Regions from separate parts of the Homo sapiens genome. Here region 2 is linked to region 1. A link is a contact called in ENCODE Hi-C or POLR2A ChIA-PET data. All regions are on one chromosome and are shown on one strand. The core of a region is the stretch at or near the end of the contact, and the rest is flanking DNA. Distances in the headings are between cores, read along the strand shown. Region 1 holds the start of PMPCB (peptidase, mitochondrial processing subunit beta). Region 2 holds the start of SLC26A5 (solute carrier family 26 member 5).

Region 1 (3,814 bases), core at 623-3,122:
AATAATGACTAATAAATTAATACCATGAAGTATATTAGAATTGAATACAAATTCTTGCTAAAACTTCCTAGGTGCTTCCTGTGATTATACCTACATGTTTTTGTATATATGTATGCATGTTTGTATTTATTTTTGGTTAACACACATTTGTTTTAGAAACATGAGAGAATAACCTTGGTCGTCCTTTATTACATTACATCATGAGTCTTGTGGACTGAACCTGCGAAGCATAGCAGCCGGGTAGGTGGAGGGAGATGAGTCTGGAAAGATAAATGGGAGTCAGATCATGAAGGGCCCCACCTGCCATGCTAAGGACCCTTTACTTTATTGTGACCAAGGGCTCCCTGATGGATTCTTCATAATGGGACTGCCGTAACAGTTTCATTTGTAAAAGATCCTATAGGTAGTAATGTGAAAAAACTGACAATGGGCCTGGAGTAGATTGAAGAGGCAGGAAAGGGGTGTATCAATTGAATGTGGAAGATGGAAAAAGAGAGGAGCTTCTGGGTGGTTTGGAGTTTTGGGCAAATGTAGGTATGATTGGCTGTTTGGCATTGCAAATATGGGAAGAGATTCAGGGGACACAGTGAATTCCCTTTTGGACAAGTTGATATTGAGTTTCCAATGGGGTATTCAAGTGTAGTTTCCTAGTAGTTGATGGTTAAGTGGGCTGGAGCTCAAGAGAAAGGCCTGGGTTGGGCAGACAGGTCTTGAAGTGGAGGGAAAAACCCAGAGGGAGAATGTTCAGTAGAAGAGGCTTAGAGTCCTGGCAAACACCAACTTTTAGGGCAAAATGTAGTGTTTCACAGCACAGTCTTTGGCGTTAACCTATTACTAGCAGGGTAACCTGGGGCAAGTTATTTGACTTCAGTGTCTTAATTGCAAAATAAGCACTATACCATCTACCTGAGTTAGAAAAGCATTTGCAATTTTTAGTTCCTTGAGAGATCTGTGGGCTGGGCGCAGTGGCTCACGCCTGTAATCCTAGCACTTTGGGAGGTGGAGGTGGGTGGATTACCTGAGGTTAGGAGTTCAAAACCAGCCTGACCAATATGGTGAAACCCCATCTCTACTAAAAATACAAAGTAGCCAGGCGTGGTGGCACATGCCTGTAATCCCAGCTACCTGGGAGGCTGAGGCAGGAGAATTGCTTGAACCCAGGAGGCAGAGGTTGCAGTGAGCTGAGATTGCACCACTGCACTCCAGCCTGGGCAACAAGAGTGAAACTCCATCTCAAAAACAAAAACAAAAACAAAAAACAGATCTGTGAATAAAGAGGAGTCCAAGAAGGTGCAGAGGGAACTATGAGGAGGTGGAGCTCTAGAATATATTGAGAAAAGAGAATTTCAAAGAAGCCAACAATGTCAAATCCTCCAACAGGACTGTAACATAAGTCTGTAAAGTGTCCAACTTTTAGCAATTAGTGACCTTACCAAGGGCAATTTCTATGGAATGAGATGAGCCATATTGTAGAGGTTCGAAGAGTGGATAGTGGTCAACACGGATACATCGTTTCCTCCCCTCACGGCATCTGTCTCTCCCACTAGACTTTTCCTTTAAAGGCAGTGACTTATGAATATTATTCCACTGTTTTCAATCAATTCCATCCACCAGTGAGATATATTGCATCAGGTTACCTTTCATTCCACCGCATTTGTGCCTTGCACTTAGTAGGCGATCGATAAAATAACTGATGATAAAGGGGCTTCTGCAGACTCCCCAATTCATTTGGTAAAGACCGCTCAGCATCATGGTCGGGCCCTGATTGCTTTCACAACCGCTTCGAGGAGTGTCATTCCCATCACGGCCACAAGGTGGAGCCCACCTCCCTGCTCTGGGACCTCAGGTCGCGACCCCGGAAGCACATCCTTCATCCTCTACCTTCCTTCTAGCAGAAATGGCGGCTGCGGCGGCTCGAGTGGTGTTGTCATCCGCGGCGCGGCGGCGGCTCTGGGGTTTCAGCGAGAGTCTTCTAATCCGAGGCGCTGCGGGACGGGTGAGCTTCCCTCCAGGCCGGTCCTGTCCTCGAGATCTCGCCAGACCCGGCGCAGCGCACCTGAGAGTCGGCGCCACAGATCCGAACAGTGGGTCGGGCAGGGCCTCCTCGACCCGGACCCGCCGGGCGCCAGGCGGCCTGGGGCTGCTGAACTGGCCGGGGGTGACTGGCTTGTGGCCACCCGCCAGGAGACCTGCTAGTGACGTGTGGGATGACCCTGGTTTTCGGCTCCTCCCGCCAGCTACTGAGGAGTGCATGTTTGACCACTAAAAACGTAGTGCTTGCAAATTGGGGAAAACTAAAAAGTGAAATGGGTACCGCTCCAGAGTTCTATTTTTGCCTAAGACTGAACTTCGTCCTCAGCTGGGCTTCCCGCGAACCTGGACATCAATGAAGTAAAATTTTTTATGTATTTGCATTTTTCTCATGAGAGAGCCTCTGACTTTAAGCAAAGGGATGTGAGACTTTTGTATAAGGGCAAAGAAAAACTGCTGAAAGGCGAATAGTTTCTGGCCGAAAAGCCAGTCATTTGCATTTTGAACATCGACCCATCTTCCTATCCTCTCTCTCTTTTTTTTTTTAACCATTTCCAAACCCTGTTGCTTTTCTTGAACAATGAAAACCCGAGTGTCAGTTTTGTCTTGTGTGTAGGTAGTTTTACATAGTTTCCCTCTCTTTTTTTTTTTCCTGCTTGTTTTCTCCATAATGAATATAAAACATTTCTAGGAGAGGTAGTGAAATAAAGTCAATTTCTCTCTGGGTAATGATAATAATTGCTCATCTTCCCTGAGGGAAGGGCATGTTTATAAACACGTTGCTGGCTTTAGGACAGTGGCTGGTGACAGATGTTTCTAGGCCAGGCAGAGATCTCAGTGGAACCAAAATTCAAGAAGAAAGATTCTTTTATAGAGACAGCCTATTTAAAATAGATTTGGTTTTAAAAGCAACATTTAATATCAGATTAGTAATGTGTTTTGCTTTGTCTCTTCCACTTCCTACCCCCAACCAGTCATTATATTTTGGAGAGAACAGATTAAGAAGTACACAGGCTGCTACCCAAGTTGTTCTGAATGTTCCTGAAACAAGAGTAACATGTTTAGAAAGTGGACTCAGAGTAGCTTCGGAAGACTCTGGGCTCTCAACATGCACAGTAAGTGACTCAGGCAACCTTCTCTAAGTGACCCTTCATTTAGCGTAGCAAATTGTTGATTTTAATCTTTAGCTTTTTCGTTGGCTGGTGGTTCAAAAAGGGTGACAGTTATTTTGCCTTGACAGATTTCCATGAGTTGTGAACCTTTTCTTCCAGTGGTACTTAGTTACAGGGTGCATATGTATCCTGTTGCATTGTCTGCATCTTGTTCTTGTAGCTTATTATTGATTATTTATTTTCAGTAGTATTGATAATAATGAAAGAAATATGTTTGCAGGGCTACTCTGCCAAGTGTTTTTACTGATGTCTTATTTGATAAAAAGCAATTGTTTGTAGTGGGCATCCTCACACCTGTTTTATAGTTAAGGAAGTGAGAGAAGTTAAATGGTTTTGTTCAGGTAACTCAGCTAATACATGACAGAGCCAGGATTTCAACCGAAGTTTTCTGACAGTCTCTGATGTTCTTGATACTACAGTTATTAATTGGCTGGATTAATGAGTTGGGCAAAGAATCCTCATTGAAGGTGGCAGGTAGATACTTGTAGCACCCAGCAGTATCCTGATCGAAATTTTTAAATCTCATAGTTCACAGGAATGAACTATCAATTCACTCAGGTCAAGAAAATCTTAGTGTTAAGACCAGAAAGCATTTGTCAGAAAAAGGAAGG
Region 2 (3,814 bases), core at 841-3,340, 150 kb after region 1:
AAAGAGTTCATGAAATTGGATCTATCCTCCAACAGAATGGACTTACATAAAATGTACTCTGAGTCACAAAATGATTAAATTTATCCATGCTGTGTCTTTTGTGCAAGATTTCACTAGTTTGAAACCAAAAGAAAGGAAAATCATCATCTTATTTTTCTTAACTTTATTAACTTAATGATAATGAGAACACCTGGGAATACGGACGTGCTTCCTATTTATCATGATTTCCCTAGAAAACTGTTTCACTTGGGTTACTAAAATGCAGACTACCTGCAACGGTAGAAAAATTAAGATACCAGGGGGCAACACATGATATTTAGAATGAGATGAAAACTCAACTGACTTTGATCGTCAATTAAATAGGCAGTGCACACCTGCATCTACACCTCACAAGGCAATCCATTGATTGTTAGAAACTTCCTCAGTCTTCCATTCTTCTGTTCTTAGCAAAGCGCCTCTATGCGAAAAGCACTCAAATACTTGTTGGATTGAGTCAATTCTTTTGGTTTCACTCATAAATTAATGAGGAACGTGTAACTCTGTATAGTTTCAGAGTAGTTAAAGAGAGAAAAAAAGAAATGCTACATAAGAGAATTGGGGCTTCAGGTGTTACCTAATAGACTAGAAAGCTTTCCAAGAGTGCACTTAAGATATGAGCTATAGCAACCTTACCTAGGCAATTCTTCACCCTAAGTTTCTTTCTAATGCAAATTAGTTTGAATTTCTCTCTCTTCCCTCCTGTCCTTTGCCTGAAAGTCTTCTGATACAAAGCAATACTACCGTAATTAGAAGGAATGCCTGACAAAAATACATTTTAAATTTCATTTTCAAAAAGGTTGATACTTCGTATTGCATACTCCGAATTCCCCTGCATTTCTATGCTGTAAATTCCTAAACTTTAGATAATACATTTATATCTAGTGCACATTGTTCAGTTTTCAGATAGGAAAAAGCTAAATCTCAGTCTGTGCCCGCAAAAAGTTGATATTTTTTGTTGTTTTAAGAGTCTCCATGAATGTTGTTTAAATTCTAGAATCCACAGTACTCATCGAAGCTAGGAAAAGAATTTTGCCCACCCCACAGCGTATCTGAGGCTTTCTTCACAGCTAGCTGATCGGATCCTTGCAGCTGTTTCTTCTGTAGGTCTCGGAGCTCACTGAGAACGTCCAGCACGCCTTCCCGGCGGGGCCCGGCCCAGGTGCGCACTAGATGAGGCAGTCAACCAAGTCAATTGGTTCCCGATCAACTAAATCTCTCCTAAAAATAAACACTGCCGCGAGCTTCGAGAGTTCAGCGTGTCAGAGCCTCTATGATGGCAGAGCACCTGCCGCGATGCCTGATTGGTAGGGAGAAGGATTTCCCGGGAGGGGGCCAATACCAAATTTTAGGGCTGTTAGGCTCTGAGCAGTCCCTTCGTGACCGGATAAGTCAGAGACCCGGGGTTTGAGCCTTGCCCGGCGCTGAGCGGAGGGCCCAGTTTCGGGACCACAGCCTTGCTCCCTGGGAGCTCCGGGCGGCCAATGCCGGGCAAGCCCAGCCCGGCACAGGAGGAGGCAGGGCCCGTCTCCGGAAAGAGGGCCAGAGGCAGAACTGAGGGCCTGGTTTTGTGTAATTCGATTTGGATACAAACAGGCCAGACCCAAACTGGAAACGGCGAAGGGCTGGATTAGCACCGAAGGGATTCGAGGAGGCAAACGGGAAGTAAAAATGCTGTGTGGAGCTGCAGAGGGCAAGGGGACAGGGGTTGCAAAGGAAAGAGCTTCGTGAGACTTTCTCCTTCCCGGCGTAGGGACCAGCAGAGTGCGGGCAGGTCAGCCCTGTCACCGGTTCGTTTAGGGAAAAAGCGCGACATGGGGCCTGGGAGACAGGGGCAGAGGCGGTGACAGCGAGGGCCCCTGCTCGGGTGGGCCCGCGGGCCTCAGCTCAGTCCCCTCCCGAGGGACCGCGACCCCCGGCCCCGCGGCCGCCCGCGCGCACTCACCAGCCCGGGCTGCCCTGGGCGGAGCCGCCCCGCCGCGCTCCACAGCCGCTGCCTCTTCGACGCGCGCGCTGCCTCCAGGTGCGGCTCTAGGAGGAGGCGCCGCGGGCAGTGCCGGCCGCGCCCCGCGACTCCCGGTAACCCGAGCCCGCCCCGCCCCGCTAGGGCCAGGCCCCGCCGCCACCCTCCGCGCTGGGACGCCGGGGCGCGGGCATCCCTGCCGCCTACGGATCTCTTCCCAAGCACCTAGAACTTTCCAAAGCGTGCTTGGAATTTAACACCTTGGTCGTCGATCCCCGCAAATATACTCTGATGAGACCGGCTTTCTTCCCATACCGCCCAGGAGTTTCTCCAGGTGGCATTCCTGTCGCCTTGAGGTGGAACATCAGTAGAGGCTCGAGGCTGAAGCAAGCACAATACACAAGGTATAGCGTTCAAGTGGAAAACATTGCGTATTATGATTTTAAAATGAAAAAAAAACACAAAAAACCTGACTTATCTTTTCAATTACAATCATTATAGAGACTCCGATTCGTACAGGAACATTTCGAAAACAGGAAATCCTGAGGACAATGTGAGTATGAGTTTTTTTTTTTTTTTAATTTTCAAAAATCTTTGATGAACTGCCTTTGGTTAACACTTGGTTTGCAAATATTGACTATTGCACGACAAGGCAATGCATGATAAGTTATTTTCTGGGCATTTAAGTTAGAATTTATAAAACAACTTTTGCTTTTTATTAAGTAGAATAATGTAACACGTTACCCCAAGCTGGGAGAATTGCTTGAGTCCAGGAGTTTGAGACCAGCCTGGGCAACAAAGCGAGACTCCGTCTCTTAAAAAAAAAAATTAGATAGGAAATAGCTTGTTTTGCATCTAGCAACTGGGATACAAGAGAGCACCGCAGCCAGAGTGCCGGGCTCCAAGAGGGTGAGGGGTAGAAAATGATTTCAGATACATACTTCCCTCTGGCTTTATGCCTTAGCAAGGATTATAGTTGGTTCATTAAGAGCATCTTTTTTTTTTTTTTTGCTTTGTGCATTTCTGCGCGTGCACACTGTAGTGACACGTGGCGGACTAGCTGTTTGGTCTTAAAGCTGTAAATGCACGCCTGCAGACACCAGAGGCTTCTGCCAAGGAGACCCCACCTCCAGAACCTGGGCCAGGCCTTTGGCTGGGAGCGCTGGTGCTGTTCTTCATCCGAGAGGAAAGGCTAGAGATTCCCTCCCTACTCCACACGAGGGCGATCTCTTCAAGGGCACCAGACCACTCTCCGCGTCCCTAGCTGAGGAAACCAAATTTGCTTTTCTCCACGCTTTTGAACATCTCTAAACAAATCTTAATAGGGTAATTTACTAAGGAGGAGTTGGGCTCCTGGGACGTGCATTTCTGGTGTCCTTCATTTGCCACTTGGCCTTTGCCATCCTATGAAATTATTTTGTCACATACCTGTCTGTAGCCCAGTACTTCTTACACTTTAATGTGCATAGGAATCACCTGCGGATCCCGTTAAAAACGCAGATTCTGATTCAGTAGGTCTGGGGTGGGGTCTGAGATGTGCCTTTCTAACAGGCCCCTGGGTGATCCTGATAGGCTACTGGAGGACCAAACTTTGAGTAGCAACACTGGAGACAGTTGGATGATAAACTGGTTTTGCCGGTAGCACCAGGTACCTAATATACTAACACAATAATGGCAATGTTGCTAACACCTGTTCAGTGTTTACATGTAGTAGGCACTGTTCTGAGTACATGTATTTACTTGTATAGATATTGCTATTATTTCTGGTTTAGAGATGAGTTTGCTTTTAATATGAGTCTTCCCCACCCCCTACCC

What was found. A loop is a pair of places that touch in the nucleus more often than their neighbours do. ChIA-PET counts read pairs that join two places held with the same protein, here RNA polymerase II (POLR2A). Pooled maps may share reads with other maps.
Region 2: a map of endothelial cell of umbilical vein shows a loop between it and region 1 (4-fold over the local background). The contact joins the promoter of SLC26A5 here to the promoter of PMPCB in region 1. A Hi-C loop is called at or near these places in 1 of 168 maps with a recorded cell type or tissue (endothelial cell of umbilical vein), 1 of 37 single-sample maps with no recorded cell type and 10 of 50 pooled maps. POLR2A ChIA-PET finds 5 or more read pairs at or near these places in 1 of 52 experiments (activated T-cell).

Annotation. Positions count from the first base shown.
Region 1 is chr7:103,295,563-103,299,376 of GRCh38, forward strand. PMPCB (peptidase, mitochondrial processing subunit beta) reads left to right here and starts at 1,873. Exons shown (of 13, transcript NM_004279.3): 1 at 1,873-1,996; 2 at 3,006-3,146. The coding sequence starts at 1,898. RefSeq lists enhancers at 1,668-1,727, 1,828-2,127.
Region 2 is chr7:103,444,117-103,447,930 of GRCh38, forward strand. SLC26A5 (solute carrier family 26 member 5) reads right to left here and starts at 2,091. Exons shown (of 20, transcript NM_198999.3): 1 at 1,982-2,091. It overlaps SLC26A5-AS1 (SLC26A5 antisense RNA 1), which reads left to right and starts at 1,091. Exons shown (of 4, transcript NR_110141.1): 1 at 1,091-2,403; 2 at 2,501-2,552. RefSeq lists an enhancer at 1,464-2,040 and a silencer at 2,097-2,166.